Linked DNA regions of Homo sapiens: region 2 is linked to region 1. A link is a loop called in an ENCODE intact Hi-C map of the cell type or tissue named here. Cell type or tissue: sigmoid colon. All regions are shown on one strand. Links, peaks and the distances in the headings refer to the core of each region. The heading gives the core; the rest is flanking DNA.

Evidence for each region. Peaks named below come from ENCODE experiments on the same cell type or tissue, not always from the same donor. Only the 100,000 strongest peaks of a DNase experiment are listed, where the experiment ranks them.
Region 2: it touches region 1 in a loop (4-fold over the local background); 25 of 110 quality-filtered maps call a loop at or near these places.

The regions. Positions count from the first base shown.
Region 1 is chr10:51,417,622-51,425,968 of GRCh38, reverse strand. All of the region lies in intron 2 of PRKG1 (protein kinase cGMP-dependent 1), which reads right to left. Among named protein-coding and RNA genes, the nearest start is that of MIR605, 120 kb to the right of the region's middle. In sigmoid colon, for the core only: a CTCF peak has its summit at 3,168 (motif pointing right); DNase peaks (open chromatin) are centred at 3,198 and 3,475; H3K27ac peaks cover 613 bases.
Region 2 is chr10:51,006,739-51,015,085 of GRCh38, reverse strand. It overlaps a transcript of PRKG1 not described here. Among named protein-coding and RNA genes, the nearest start is that of PRKG1, 64 kb to the left of the region's middle. In sigmoid colon, for the core only: a CTCF peak has its summit at 3,984 (motif pointing left); no DNase peak of the experiment used is centred there.

The DNA of each region.
Region 1 (8,347 bases), core at 16-8,015:
TACAAGATGGTCCCTTCTCCATTATATTTTAAATGCAGATTTATCTTGAAGGTTAAAGAAAATTGAGAGCCTACGGAATTGCCATGAAAAACACATCCACCTAAAGTGTCCATTTTCTGCTGACATATGTATGGCTGGAAGACAGATGCAAATGACAGGCATTTCCTCTAAAACCTCAAATCCAGAAACACATATCCTGTCTATGTCCTGTGATCAGTAGGTATAAGGCTGGCATGTTTTCTTTGGAATCCAGAAAGCCTTTTGAACCACGCTGGGCTTGGCAGAAGCTGAAACTAGCCAAGGCCTGATTCTGATCATTTACAGCTGCTTCCCAGTCTGTTGTCATCGTACCAGACTCTAATGAACCCCAAGCCAGGCCTCCCTGCTGTGGCTTCCGAAAGGGGTGGAGGCAGCAACTCCTCTATTAAATCAGACTTCCAGTTAGTGCATGGGAATATTGTTGCTGGAGTGCTCTTATCAACTGAAAAAACTGAAGAAAATCTCTCCCACCATGTCAACTGGCTTGATTATGAGACAACATTGATCTCATTTGTATAAATGCAAAAATACAAAGTAGCAGAGCTGTATTTTTTAATAGATAGTGGTAGTTACATGAAAGACAAAACATTGATTACCGAGTTGTGTACACATTTTCTTCACAACTGGAACAATTTAATTAAGCACAATCTATTAGGGTAATGATCAGAAACATTAATAATTTGTGTTTCAGCACATTCCTTAAGAGATTACTATAAAGACTAAAATAAAATATCACATAATTTTCAGAATATGATCATGAATTTGATATATAGTTCTCAGAGTTAAACAAAATCAAATCTATGAGGTAATCTTTTCAAAATCTCAAGAAATACAGCATCTAACAAAATACCTGATACGTAGCAGGGGCCAGGACAAATGGTATATGAAGAAGGAAGGGAGAAAGGAAAGATGGGAGGAAAGGAAGGAGGGAGGGCTGTATTCTGTTCAGAAGATTTAAAGTGTAAGTAGAATATTAAAGAATCAATCAGGAAAATAATTTTAAAAATGTATATCCGCATTCCTTATGGTAATACAGAATTGAACTGTTAGAGAACAAAATAGCAGGGAAAATAATCTTTCTGGGGTATTAAAAGAGGGAATTAATTCTTGACTTCACCAGAAGGATCTATTTGCTACTGTGGCTAGTCTAATGCATCAGGAAAAAAAGCAATATGGTGTCATCTTAAAGCACCCTTGAAATATAAACACTAAGATAGATCAATTTAGAGAAACATGGGGGTCTTTCATCACCTATTAATAACAACAAATCTTAGTAGGGGTCATGTAACTGTTCCACAGTTATTCTTATTTAAATGTTTCATGGAAGATGACAAGAAGTACCTATATAGGAATATGTTGTAAACATGATCACATGGATATAATCAACGCTACCCTCCAAAGCAGTCTTGCAAGAAGACAGTTAATTTTAGGCAACAGTTCAAATCATTTTAACACAGGTACCTATTAAGATTATAACGCCATAGTTGCCTTTCCTTTTTTAAAAAAAATCTAAAAAGTTCTTGAAAGAATTTTTCTTTCAAATTACTGCTTTAGAAAATATTGGAAAGGTATCATATTTGAAAGATCTGTAATTCATAAGATAAAATTTATGAAATATATGTGGAAAAAATATAACATTAATATAGATATCCATGTATATATAAATAAAATGAATGATACTCTAGAATGGTCCAAAGAGAACTGGACTCAACTCTGGTTTAAAGATAGCTATGTGACCCCTGGATAACAGTTTGCTTTCTGGGCTTCAGATTCTTTTATGTTAAAATTAAGAGGGAGCAGAGTATGTTTTATCTTAGGTATTTTCCAACAATAAAATGCCAGAGTCTCAAATATCTGCAATTTGATATTTCAATTTAGGTACCATAATAGTCCAAAAGGCACAGAAGAGTCTTTGTATTATTTTTGGAAAGCATGGTCTCAGGACAATTGCAGCATAGGAATATTAAACATGACACAGCTCCAAATGTAGCAAACATAATATGGTAGTATAATTTAATATGATGATCATAGTTCAATTTATGCCCTATTTTTACCCTAAGTAAAACTACTATTCATTTATTTCTAAAATCTGCTTTTGGCCAACATATTTTAAATAAAAAATAATCACAGAAGATGAAATATTCCAGTGACCTCTGCGAACTATGTCCTAAAAATATTCATCTTAGCCTTCCAGATAAACCCTCAGGAGGTTGGAATAATAATGCTATAGCCATCATAATATAGATATTGCTTTGTTTATATTATTAATTGGCAATTGTTATTCATATTGAGGAATACCAATATATTGAGATCATTACAAGGAACAAATTTTCTCAAAAATTGAAAAATAAATTCAATCCCTTTGAAATACTTAAGTAGATGAGAACCACTGAGAGTCTTTATGGTGAACAGAAGGTTTTGTAGGAAGAAATCTGGAGAAAAAAAATCATCAGAATGAACCAGAAATAGGGAAAAGGAGACAGGATAGATGCCTATTTTTGGAAAAAGGAGGAACAAGGAAGACAAAGAGATATGAAGAAAGCAAATATCTCTTCTTCAACATTATTAGAAAGATGGTAGGTTGTTGTTTTAAATACGCAATTGCAAGTGCAAGAATGGAATTTATATTCTCAATGTGAAATTTCGAAGTCATTATTAAGAGAAAGAGATTGCGTAACTACTGCAGGTCAGGCTAGGAAGTCAGACATATCGAGTATGCTGATCAACCTGGTGTCATTTTGGAAAATCTCTTCTTCATGTGGAAAGAAGCAAGATGTCACACACTTGATTTGAATAGAGAAATATAACTCTGCTTGAACAGGGTGTGAATGGTTATTCTTTCTTCTTTCAGATCCTTGGGTTATTCACTCTTCAAACCACTATTATTTGGCTTCTATAAGTAAGGAACCGGTACATTGGTGTTTTTAGGGTTAGCTTCTATAATCCATTTTCAGAAAAAAAAAAAAAACCTATTTCAATGGAGATCAAGTGCTGTATACTTTGTAAAAACATCTTCACTCTTCAATCGCCCTCCCTCAAACCAGAAGCAGTGTCTGAATAATTCCTTTAAGTAAATTATAACCTAGCCCAGTTTTGATCAGATAAAGGCAATCATGACATTGTGGTACCTCCACTAGATGGCAGCAGCAGGCATGAGTGTGGCCCGTGAAGTGCTGGGTCACCAGGGATTTAAAAAACAAAAAAGAAACTTAAAAAGGAAAGGCAGGAGAATTTCAGCAGCAGAATCTTAGACAGAGGCCTGGAAACATACAAGATTCAAGATGAAAAAGGACAGAAACAAAGGACTAGAAACAGAAAACAATCACTAGAACTTGTGCTGTTAGGGCTGCTGAAGTTGGAGCTGACAAAGTATGTGAAGAGTCCCCCAAGTCTGGCCAAATTCACTCTGCCCTGTGTGGAGGAGCTGCCTGGAGTTGGGACATGCTTAGCAGGACTTCTCTGAGATGTTGCAAAGCAGAGGGGATGGGGCCGGCAACTGGCCCATGAAAACACGTGAATAATCAATGCAGGCACAGCTTTTCTCCCCTCTGTACTACCCATCATGCTAAACGTCTAGGACTCACCTAGCTGTGGCATCCTATGGAGTCCCCTTTCTTACAGAAACCTCACAGTGCCATCCTTTCCTAACTACAGAGTTTGGATCTCTTAACCAAACCAGAACACTTTGGAGTGAAACTATTGTGGTTAATAATCATGCCTGAACATCAAGCACAACTCAGGTTGTTTGGGCAAATAGAGATGTGTGGAGATCCAGTTCCTCACTTTCCTTCATGACAACTTTTAAAGCTCTCAGAGCCCTGGTAAGTAGATGAACTGAACTTGCCTTTTCATTATCTCTTCTCCACTCAAGGGTGCCTGGCACAGAGTAAGCAAACACTCTATAAATAGAGCTTGTGAAGTGAATGAGTAATGGTGGCTGATGCTGTCTTCGCATCTTCAAAAGACATTTGGTCCAATCTCCAAATTGTATGATTTTACAAATGTGGAAAACTAAGATTCAGAGAGGTTAAGTGACTTGTTCAGTATCAATATAGCAGTAAGTAGCAGAAACAGGCTAGCTCCTGACTCCTACACAAGTATTTTTCCATATCAGTGTTTCAATAGGGATCTTAGAATGAGTGGGCAACATAACTCAAACTAACAATTCAGTATCTTTGCCCTGTGTGAGTCAAGAACTTAAAGGAAGAATACATTACAAATCATTCATCCAAGAGGAGACATTATGACATGATGCTCTGGAGAGGGCACCAAAGCAAGTGTGCAGGAGACAGACATGGAGGATAGATAACAAAAAGGCGAGTTCAGTTCATCTACTTACCAGGGCTCTGAGAGCCTGAAAAGTTGCCATGAAGAAAAACGAGGAACTGGGGAAAGTGTCTCTCCAGGCAGGGTTGACCTGGAGAGATTATGACCTATCTAAAAGGTATCGGGGCCAGGCACAGTGCCTCACTCTTGTAATCCCAGCACTCTAGGAGGCCAAGGCAGGAGGATCACTTGAGGCCAGGTGTTTGAGACCAGCCTGGCCAACATAGCAAGATAACATCTCTACAAAAAACAATTTTTAAAAAATTAGCTAGGCATGGTGACATGTGCCTCATAGTATTAAATACTTGGGAGGCTGAGGTGGGAAAATTGCTTGAGGCCAGGAGTTCAAAGCTGCCAGGAGCTATAATCATGCCACTGCCCTCCAACCTGGGTGACAGAACAAGACCCTGTTTCTAAAACAAACAAACAAACAAACAAACAAGAAATAAAAGGCACAGAGTGCCATAGCTGCAGCACATGGCAGCCAGGTGGAAATACTGTTTCTTCAACAAAGACTTGTGATATAGTTTGGATATTTGCCCCTGCCCAAATCTCATGTTGAATTGTAATCCCCAATGCTGGAGGTGGGGCCTGGTGGGAGGTGTCTGGATCATGGGGGAAGATCCCTCAAGGCTTGATGCTGTCTATGTGATAGTGAGTTCTTACCAGATCTGGTCATTTAAAAGTGTGTGACACCTCCCCACTCCCTCTCTTACTCCTACTTTTACCATGTGAAGTGCCCGCTCCTGCTTCAGCTTCTACCATGATTGGAAGCTTCCTGAGGCCTCAGCAGAAGCAAATGCTTGCACTATGCTTCCTGCACAGCCTGCAGAACTGTGAGCCAATTAAACCTCTGTTTTAACAAATTACCCAGTCTCAGGTATTTCTTTAGAGCAAGGCAAGAACGGCCTAATACAACCTGAAGGTACAGATTTTATGTGAGATCTTCCCATGTTTTTAGTGTAAGAAAAGTTGTGAAACCTTTGTCAGCCAAATCAATGTATCTGTGGTTCACCTTTGACCTATAGCTACTGTGGTTCTCAGCCCCTAGATGATACCTCTGGATTTGCTGTTTTCACTGGTTTAGGGACGTGGGCTGGGCAGCAAGAATTTTCAAAGCACCCCAGGTGATCTGTGGTGCAACCATGATTAAGCCTTACAATTTAAGATACAGTCATCCTGGGCATCAACTGGGAGTTTGCTAGAAATAAGAAATCTGGAGTCCCAACAAATTCTGTTGAATCTACATGATTCTACTGAACCAAAAATCTTCATTTTAAGCAGATTCCCAGCTGATTGATTTAAGAAATCCTGCTCAAGAGAAGGAGGTCTATTCAGATAGTAATACTAATACTATGTCATTTAAAAGTGTGTGGCACCCACCTCTCAATTCTCTTGCTCCTAATTTCACCATGCAAATTGCCTGCTCCCGCTTCAACTTCCACCATGACTGGAAGCTTCCTGAGGTCTCCCCCAGTTTCCATTTGGCAAACAACCCAAGCCAATGCCAGACATAAAAACAGTGACTTTACTCCCCTTCCTGCTTATCTTCCAGACCTGCCCCCCAACATCCCAGAATGGAAGAGGAGCCTTTCATTTTCTTTTATTCTGGGGTTATTTTGTTTTGTAACAGTTTTGTTCTTGTGCCTGGGTATGAACAAGCATTAAACTAGTTCAGAAGAGAATGTATCTAAACACTTGTTCTTTGATAGGGCAGAACTTTAATTATGCTGCTACACTAGACAAATCTTGTCCCAGGGACTCCACAAGAAGATAGCTCACCAAAAAAAAAAAAAAAATTATTGGCTCTCTCTCTGAACAAGAACTCGATTAATCTTAAATCTAACCTCTGGCGTTTTTTTGGTTCCACATCACTAATTTTATCATATATCTTTTTCACCTGTCAGATGTCTCTGGCACAAATGTCAGGGCACTGTCCCTTATATGACATAATCTCTAAGTTTAAAAAATCTCTCCACTGTACAACAGAGAGAACTTAATGTTCCTTTGTCATCTGACAGTCCCAAGTTCATTAATAGCTCTTAGAATGCATTGGCTTCCCTTTAGGGAAACCTCATCTCCATTTATTCTTTTCCTCCCAGGAAAAAATTGATTAGCCCCAATCCCATCCAGGCAGTCAGTCAATAAATGTTGAAATGCAATAATAATAATGACCAAAAAACGTCATGTTCTTCTTTATCCATGGAGGTTGCCATGGTTACCACTAAAATCTTGTTTTGTTTCACTGGTCCTTCAATTCTTTTACATAAGATTCCTCAGGATTTACTGCTTGCCCTCTCCTTCTCCCTTCACTTCCTTGAGAATCAGTGATTGTCACTGATATACTGCACCTGTGCTGTATACCTGTGACTATTTCAATTTAAAATAAAATAAATTATTTCTCATATAACTTTAAGTCCCAAATATATGAACACATTTAAAGGATAGAAATGTGAGAATGCTGTCATAAAAATCACAATACATGACTTTTTCAATTGGATCAAATTGCAAAAGTAAGTGAAAAAAATACAATTTTTATAACTAAGCTAGTATGGTTTCCTATTGGATTAACAAATGTTTCTTCCTTATCAGAAATAACTACGTAAGACATATTTGAATACTGAAAAAAATATTACTTTCGCCCCCAAAACAATCTAAAGCAACTCCTGCTATGTGTATCTGCAATCCTAAACAATAGTCTTTCCCATAATGTATGCATGGAAATTTTCCCTTGGATTATGAGTGGTGTTAATGAATCTTGATGATGTGCCCTCTCAGCCTACAAGATTACCCAATAGTGCTCCCTAAAATATTCATTGCATTAGTGTGTGTGTCTGCCACATTCAATAGCCCTCCACTGTAGTTTTCTATGGGGCTACATCTTGGCTACACATTACAAAGTTGCACATTCATTTGTTAAACAGCCTCACTCATCATATAGCAACAGCTATTGGCTACATTCTCATTCATTCGTTGCATTAGTCCAGAGCTGAGACTTGATTGCCTGGCTTAGATCTCATCTTTGCTTATTTCATTTTGTGATTTAACATTTATCAAAAGATTGGGCTTCCAAGAACTAGATATATCTGTAGTTAGGTCCGTATGTTATAGGCAACCAATGTCTACTTGTTGCTAGTCCCATGTTGAGTGACCTTAGTTACAGGGTAGTAATGAATGTTCTTTCCTCTGCCCATAGGCTCAATTATACAAAATTGCCTATTTTTGGCCATTTTAGTCTACAAATTGATAGTGTTGTATGATTCAGCCAACATCCCTTATTCAGTTAGGGACTAGAAGGGAAGATGACGCTCCCTCTTTAGTTTTGGTATACCTATGGCTCTCGAGTTCTGCAATTCTACCTAAAGTTCCAGAATCTCAAGGCTAACTAAAAAACTGGAGGAGCTCTGAAATTCTTATGAGATACATGAGCTTATTCAAAGTCAGGCAGATAAATCATGAATAAATTAATTGAGCTTTCTCCTGTTCTTTTATCTCACTCACAGTTGCTAGAAGGCCAGCATAAGGAAAGCATAGAAGAATAAAAACGATAAACATTTACTAATAGAAACTGCGAAGGGTAAGGAAGACAGAAAGGCAAACACAACTGCTTTCTTTTGGAGCGGGGAGGTTAACGTAAAACATGTGTCTCCCATAGGGCTTTGCCATGTTCCATATCCAAGAATATGTGGGGATTCCTTTGAAAGGGAGATAGAAAAATCAATGGCTAATATTTTCCAAGTCTCATCCAACCAAGAGATACAGGATAGTTATTATACTTAGGGGCATAGTGCCCAGTGCAGCTCTATTTTTTCATGATCACGATGAGGATACTGAATACAAATATAACTTAATTAAATATAAAGAGAGGTGTCAGTTTGAGACAATCACATACCAAAAATGGCATAGGGGAAAATGAGAAAACAATGAACTAAGAAGTATATCCATCCCATTAACTCACGTTTAATAATGATATATAAAAGAC
Region 2 (8,347 bases), core at 291-8,290, 410 kb after region 1:
GGGTGTGGTTTTTTGCTGAATTTCTTAGTAATGGTTTGCAATGTATTAAACATACATGATGGGAAATGATTGAGAGTTTCTATCATATAGTAATCAAAGACACTTCTGCTCTAAGAAGTAAAAACATCAACTTTGCCTTATTGCTTGAAAAACAGGAAGCACAGAAGCCAAATATTTCAACCAAGTCTTTGTTTATTTTTAGCCAGAACCACATCTAAGTCAGACGACAGAGTCTGAATTGCAGAATCAAACAAGTAAGTGTGAGGTCACAGACCAGCTTTCTCAGCCCTTCATCTGTCTAAAATTTCTTTAAAAAATTTAATTGACACATAAATATGTAAATATGTAAAACAAACATGTAATTGTACATATTTATAGGGTACAATTTGACACTTTGATACATATATATGTGTATAATGATCAAATTAGTGTCTCTATAGTGTCCACTGCCTTCAGTAATTTGTGCAGTAAGACCAAAGTGACCTGTGATACCTGCACGTGCAGCTTCATCACGGATAAGGAGTGCCAAGAAGATATAAGGTGTGAAAAAAAAAATGTTTTCAAGATAATTTTTCCCTGCAAAAGCCCTATTACTTACCTCTTGGATTTTATTACTATCGTTAGTGTTTTAAGGAACAATTGGCCTCACTACCAAGCCATCAAAGACAACTCTGATTCATAAAAATAAAGACAAAGCCATCTTACGTTGGCTGATGCGATGAGAAACTGATAGTGCCCTTTGGAGCACCTCAAAAAAAAAAAAAAAAGAGAATGCCTGCATGCAGGAGTAGCTCCTACAAGGCAACAACACTTGTTTTGTCAACGGGAATCAGTGAGCCTAAAGCCCTGGTGCACTTCTATCAGGAAGCAACATGGCAGATTTAAAAAGAGAGCCAAAAGCAATAGGAAGAGAAGATGCAACATACATACAGATACAGCAATAGAGAAATCCAATTAACATATATTCACCATGTTCACATTCAAAATAAATAAACATTTTTCATTCTTCCATTGCCCTCAAAAATGTCAAAAATTTCCTCTTTATTTCCAAAGGATCCAGACACTTGTGCTCCAAAACTTGGGATTTATTATTATCCCAGTATTCTTTCCTGCATATTATTATGGCTGTTTATATATTTTTTTAACCCAGAAGATGTTTTACAGCCATCGATTAAGACGATTTAAAACAAATAGTGCTCAGTTGTTGAATAGCCTCACTACATTATTGCCAAAGGACTCAAATCATGTAAAGAGAGCATTCCAACAAAAGAAAAGGTTATCCTTTATAACTTAACTTGTTTTGCTGTAGATGTTATGTTCAAAACCTTAAGATAAGTAACTATACCTGTTTTCTCATTAGGCTTATATTATAGATTCTTTTTTAAAAGTGTTACAGGGCCGGGCGCAGTGGCTCACACCTGTAATCCCAGCACTTTGGGAGGCTTAGGTGGGCAGATCACAAGGTCAGGAGATAGAGACCATCCTGGCTAACATGGTGAAACCCCATCTCTACTAAAAATACAAAAACTTAGCCAGGTGTGGTGGCATGCACCTGTAGTCACAGCTACTCAGGAGGCTGATGCAGGGGAATCACTTGTATCCAAGAGGTGAAGGTTGTGGTGAGCCGAGATCGCACCACTGCACTCCAGCCTGAGCAACAGAGTGAGACTCCATCTCAAAAAAATAAGTGTTACTAAATGGTCGAAACTGAAAAGCCCTTCAATGGCTTTGCCTTCTTTTTAACATAGTCTGCAAGTCTAGTGGTGGTAGTAATAGTAGCAGCAGCAGTGATAACACCCAACATCCATAACTGCAAGCATTGTTCTAAGCACTTTCCCTATAATCTCATTTAATTCTCACAATTACTCTATGGGGCATATATTTTTCATAAACCATTTTGCAGATGAAAAATAAGTGTAAAAAGTAATATAACTTGAATGCAGTTTCTCTTGTTCCTTGGTTCATGTTCTTAACCTCTAACCTTTACTACCTTCGGATGAGCTGGACCTTCTATACTTCAGGAAACTCACTGCGTGCCACCGTTCCTGTCACCCACTGCAGTATTCCAGCTACAGGACTTTTTTTCTGGACCTCAAACATGCCGATGTCTTTGCCCATGCACATCCTTTCCACATATTCTTCCTTCTGTCTAAAGTGATTTCCCAATGTTAGAACAATCTACTTCTCATCTTTTAGGTCTCAGTTTAAATGCCACCTGAGAAAAGAGTTTATCTCCAACCATACCATTTAAATAGACTCTTCCCTCTCCCTTTTATTTTCTGCCATTGCACCTTTATTTACTGCCTTGTTATAATTCATCACAATTTGACTTTTTTGTCTTTTTATTTGTTCTCTCATTTGTTTGTCTCTATTACTAGACCAGGCTCCAATGACTTGCACTATTGTGCCCTTAGCACCTAGAATGATGACTGGCACAAAGTAAGCACTCAATAAATAGTTGCTGAATGAATGAATAAATGAGTGAATGGTCTTTCAAATATGTTTTAAAATGCGTGCCTTAATTCTGAATATTGGTGGTACCTTCTCAGCCACTCACTGATTGTATGCCCATGGGTGGTTGGAATGGATGGTCTTGGAAGGGAGGTAGACTGGTATGGAACTCTTTAATTACAGAGGTAATGACTACTTAATATGATGCTTGTAGAGGGGATAGAAGTACTGAATGGATAAAAACACACATATCACTGTTAGAATTATCTCCAACCTTAAGACGTTAAGATTTTACTTTCTCAAGGCCAGCTGTCAACAGCCCTCTCCTTGAATATTCACTACTTATTGTTCCTCCCAAAGCAGTTCAGTCCAGAACAACCAGGAAACTCTGCTAGAAAGCTCCTCCTTACCCTGAGCTGGAAACACCACTCTTTCACTTGCAATCATGTCTTCCTTCTACTTTTTGAAACCATGCAGAACCCATGCAATATGGTTTGGCTAGTTCCTACCCCAATCTCATCTTGAATTGTAGCTCCCACAATTCACACATGTCACGGGAGGCAATTGAATCATGGGAGTGTGTCTCTCCTGTGCTGTTCTTGTGATAGTGAATAAGTCTCATGAGATCTGATGGTTTCATAAAGGGGAGTTCCCCTGCACAAGTTCTCTTCTTGCCTGCCACCATGGAAGACATGCCTTTCAACTTCCACCACAATTGTGAGGCTTCCCCAGCCACATGGAACTGTGAGTCCGTTAAACCTCTTTTTCTTATAAGTTACCCAATCTCCAATACGTCTTTATCAGCAGCATGAGAATAGACTGATAGCCATGAACTACCTTTCCTCAAATATACAAATAACTGTCCCTGTTAAAGTAACCACAACTGAACCCAGAGTAAGGCAAGAATGGCACATTTTCCATTAGTGATTCTATATTTTTGATTAAGTGGCTGCAAATCCTTTATTGACTAAAACAGGAGTCAAACCAAATAAAATAAATTTAGGCACTTAAATGTTGATATGTTTATGTATATAAATCAATCATTAAATAATTTTTGGCAGCCATTTCTCCTGGTTGATTCATAAATTACTTATAGACAAATCCTAAATCTTTTCAAAAATGCTTCTATGAGGTTACTTCTAAGTATGAAGTTTCAAGGTTTCTAGGGAAAATTTTTCCATTAATTCTTCGTTAAACATTTTTTTTATTTTGTTTGGTGATTTCAGTTGCGGGTGAATTTACCCACCATGGAACAAGAGGTGGTGTCTGGAGACATTCTGGTTGCCCTAACTGGTGGTCAGGAGGGCTGTTACTGGTGGGTAGAGTATTACTGGTGTTACTGGTGGGTAGAGTCCAAGATGCTGCTAAACATTCTAAAATACACAGGACAGCACTCTCTCCCCTCAACACCGCCCCCTCCCCACCCACACACACACACAACAAATAATTCTCTGATCCAAAATTCAAAATATCCATAGTTGCAAGGCTAAGAAACACCATTTGCCCAGTGATTCTCAGTGGGGGCGTTACTGCCCCCTTGTGGTAACTTAGGAAATTTATTGGTGCTTTTTAGTTATGATGTGCTAGGATCCACTGGAGAATCCCACAATTTGAATAATTATCCTTCAACCCCTGTGCCTTCAAATCTCTCACCAGCCATTCAGGCAGGAGAAAAATCTGTACATATTATCTAAGCCTAGAATCAAAGTCTGTCTTACATGTAAACCAAGTATTTATTTTTGCGTGGCTATAAATTAAGTTTGCTGTAAATTCAACAAAAATGTAAATTAAGGAAAGAGAGTACTTTATTTTGTTAAAAACTTTACAGAGAGATGTTCATCACTTTGGAAAACTGAGTCACTTGATACAAACACCACCAGTGGCACCAGAGTAACCTGTAAAACACATCAGTACTAGTATTTGTTTTCAGTTGTTACATCAAATGATTTCAGGATTAGGAACAAGCACTTCACATCTTCAGTTCAACTTACTGTGTAGCCCTTTTCCAGCAATCATCTCCAACTTGGACAGTTCAAGCACTTACTAAAGCAAGTATTATTTCATGATACATGTTCCCCTATCTTTTGTTTATATTATAGTTAGGATACCACATATATATATATGCATAGATACACACAATTATGTGTGCAGATGGGTTATATTATTGATGAATTTAATTTCAGCATAGTGAGGGAGCATTAGGAAATATCTGGTATGAAAAGGAAAGCATTGTCTGAAATAGGGTTATAAATCACTACTCTTGCCCATCATAATCTTTTGGGATCTTGATTCTGTTTTCCAACATAATAAGCAATCCTCACAGCATCTTGCCCTGTGCAAATCTGAGTGAGATGCCATTAATGGCCTCACCCAAATAATTGGCAAAGATGCTTAATGTAGAGCGAATGATTTACGCTGGGTAGTAGAATTCGCTTTTCTGCACGTGCTCCATGGAATTCCACATCTACCTTTCAACCTACATTCTTAACACAACTTCGCACAAACAATGGCCCTGGAAAATTCCCACAAATCAGAGGCCAATCATGCTTCCCAGTGGAGCCACCCTCTCCTGACCCCTCCTTCCACTGCTGAAGGCACTTGGACATTTCCAGTAAAGTTTCTATAAAATGAAATAACCATTTGAATTATACCTGAGATCTTTTACAATAAAGAGAAGAGAAACTTTCCAAAATCTCTGATAGCAGGCGTATGAGAATCAAAGCAAAGAAGATACAATTTTGAGGAGAATGGAGAATGATACTTCTCTCTGGGTAGCATGAATGTTCTGGCAGATTTTCTTTCCAAAAGTACGATTCCATATTGAACAATGCATTGTCAAATATTTTATATCTTCAAGAAGTCCAAAACCATTCCCAGAAATCTGGATTCTTTGAACCACCTTGTATGAGAATGTTTCTGAATTAAATAGACCCAGAAAGAAATATATTATCATAAATTTCTAAATTATATTTTCAGATGATAACTGGAATGTCCATTGTATAATTTATTTTATATAAAACTAATTCACTAATAAGACTATTCAACTAGCTCATGCTGTCTCTTAAATTTTTCTTATATTCTTAAGAGAAAGCTTAACTTTTCAGTGGTATGATAGTAAAATAGAAATACCATAACAGAAATCCTCAATTTCTGTTATAGACTACATTAACAAAAACCCTCTAGTAAAGCTAAAAGTATGTGTGTGCACCTTAGATTGAGGTGGAGGTGGGAGAACTATTTAAATTCTACTTTTAAATGCAGAGAATAATGTTAACTTAAAAATAGTTTATCCCTAAATATAACTGTGTTTCAAAATGTATAATTTAATTGGCATTTAAAGCTTTTCTAAATTAGTTAGATAAATACACCAAAGAAAATCTATCTTTATCCTAATATATCTATTTGTGGTTTATTCCATTTGTTCTTTGTAACCCTAAAGAAACAAGTTACCAAAATTATAGGGAATTAAGGCATTGAAATTATAGCATAGAAGGGTTTTTTTTCCTTCTAAAATTACAGGTAAGAAAACTACAGTCTACAGAAGTTGTCTCACATTTTAAGCCCAATTTTGTTTCCCTATAAATCCTTATAAAACTCATACCATGAAAACAAGAGAACCACAAACCATCAGAGATGTGTGACATTTCATGGAGCCACCAGAGACTAATACTTTCATCTGAACCAAAGGACAATCAATCAACACCATATCCTTTGAAAAATAAGAAAATGGGAGAAGGAGGGAGGGCAGATGGAAATGGCAGGTGAAAAAGCCTCCACAAAACCTTGTATCATAAATACCTAAATGTGTCCTTTACTCTCTTCATCTCATCCAAAATCTTTTTTTTCCATGGGCTCAGCAGACTTCAGAAGTCACAGCTCCATATCTTGGGCTTGAAGGAAGATAAATACAGGTGTATGGTACAACTGTGACCTTATTTGAACACAGCATCTTTATAGATGTAATCAAGACGACATCATATTGGATTAGGGTGGGCCCCAAATTGAATGACTAGTAATCTTACAAGAGGGGAATTTAGACACACATACTCACAGAGAAAAGACAACCATGTGAAAATGAAGGCAAAGATTGGAATGCAAGTCCAAGTCATGGAATGGTTAAGGTTGCCAGCAACCACCAGAAGCTAGAAAGAGGCAAGGGAAGCTCCTCTCCTAGGGTTTTCAGAAAGAGCATGGCTCTGCTGACACCTTGAATTCGAACTTCTAGTCTACAGAGCTGGGAGTAAATAAATTTCTGTTGCTTGAAGCCACCCAGTTTGTGGCGATGTGTTCCAGCAGAACTAAGAAATGAATGCATATAGTCACCCTTCTTGCAGTATATACCTAGAAAGCTACTTCTCAAGGAGTTATAGCAAATTTCCTGGTCCCAAATTCCCCAAGCCTACCTATTAAGCCAGAATCTTTGGAGATGGGCCTAGGAGTCTTCACTGCAACAAATGGAACCCAAGAGATGTTTATACGTACTACAGTTTGAGAAGAACTGGGCATATGAATGATCTGAAGGTCTTCACAAAGCCCAATTTCCTCCAATTTTCCCCTATGTTCCTGCTGTTGATTATCATGTAGTATAGTGTCAGAGCCCTAGAGCCAGACGTCTTGGACCAGCAAGCCTTGGGATGAGTCACTTGATGTGTTTGCACTGAGTCTCCTCCTCTGTACAGAGCACATGGAACAATTCCTGCCTGGAGGCACCATGAAACCACCATGGGATTGTTGAGAAGAGCAAATTAATTCATGCCAATAAAGTACCTTGCACAAAGTAAGCTCTTAACAATGCTGAATTAGTATTTCCTACTTTCCCATTATATCTCAACTAAAATTCCTTCTGAATCACATTTTAAATTTGACTTTGTCTCCAAAACACTAATATTAAAACTACAGAAGCAATGGCCATTGTTTAGGGCATGCTTACAACAGGTCTTTTGCATAACGTTAGTTTCAGGTGGGCCTTCTTATTCTCATTTACGGGGGAAATTGAAGGTCAAAGATGTTAAGCAACATGACTAAGATATCAGAAACTTGAAACTCAAGCTCATCTGATTCCACAGTCCATGCTCTTAGCCTTTATATTCTACAGCTGTGTGTGCTTATGGCCTAGAAGGGACAAGAATACCAGAAGGTTTCCTGTAGGCTTTCCTAGGTAATGAGTTCATCTTACAATGTAATCCCTGTTAATTTATCATTAATAGCTTAGTTTGCATTATTGTGTCTGATTGCACTTTATTTGTGTAGAAAACTTAACTCGGATGGTAAAAGGAAAGGAGGAAGAAACTGGAGAGAATCAATTAATCCCTTGCTATTTAATGGTCTTCAGGAGACCAGCAGCATCAGGAACACCTGAGAGATAACTACAAATTAAGAATCTCAGGCCCAGCCGGACGCAGTGGCTCATGCCTGTAATCCCAGCACTTTAGGAGGCCGAAGTGGGTGGATCACGAGGTCAGGAGTTCAAGACCAGCCTGGCCAAGATGGTGAAACCCACCCCCCACATCTCTACTAAAAATACAAAAATTAGCCAGGTGTGGTGGTGGGCACCTGTAATCCCAGCTACTCCAGAGGCGGAGGCAGGAGAATCGCTTGAACCAGGGTGGCAGAAGTTGCAGTGAGCTGAGATCGTACCACTGCACTCCAGCCTGGGTGACAAAACAAGACGCCATCTCAAAAAAAAAAAAAAAAAAAATCTCAGGCCCTTCCCCAGACCTACTGAATCAGAACCTGCATTGAAGGAGATTCCCCAGATGATTCATATGTAAACTAGAGTTTGAGAAGCCCTTGGTTTATTCAGCTCAGAGAGTAGATAGCTGCAGAGGTGGTCTTAGCACAGCTAAATATATCACTATACAAAAGTTTCTAATATTTCCTTCTAGAGTAATAAGTT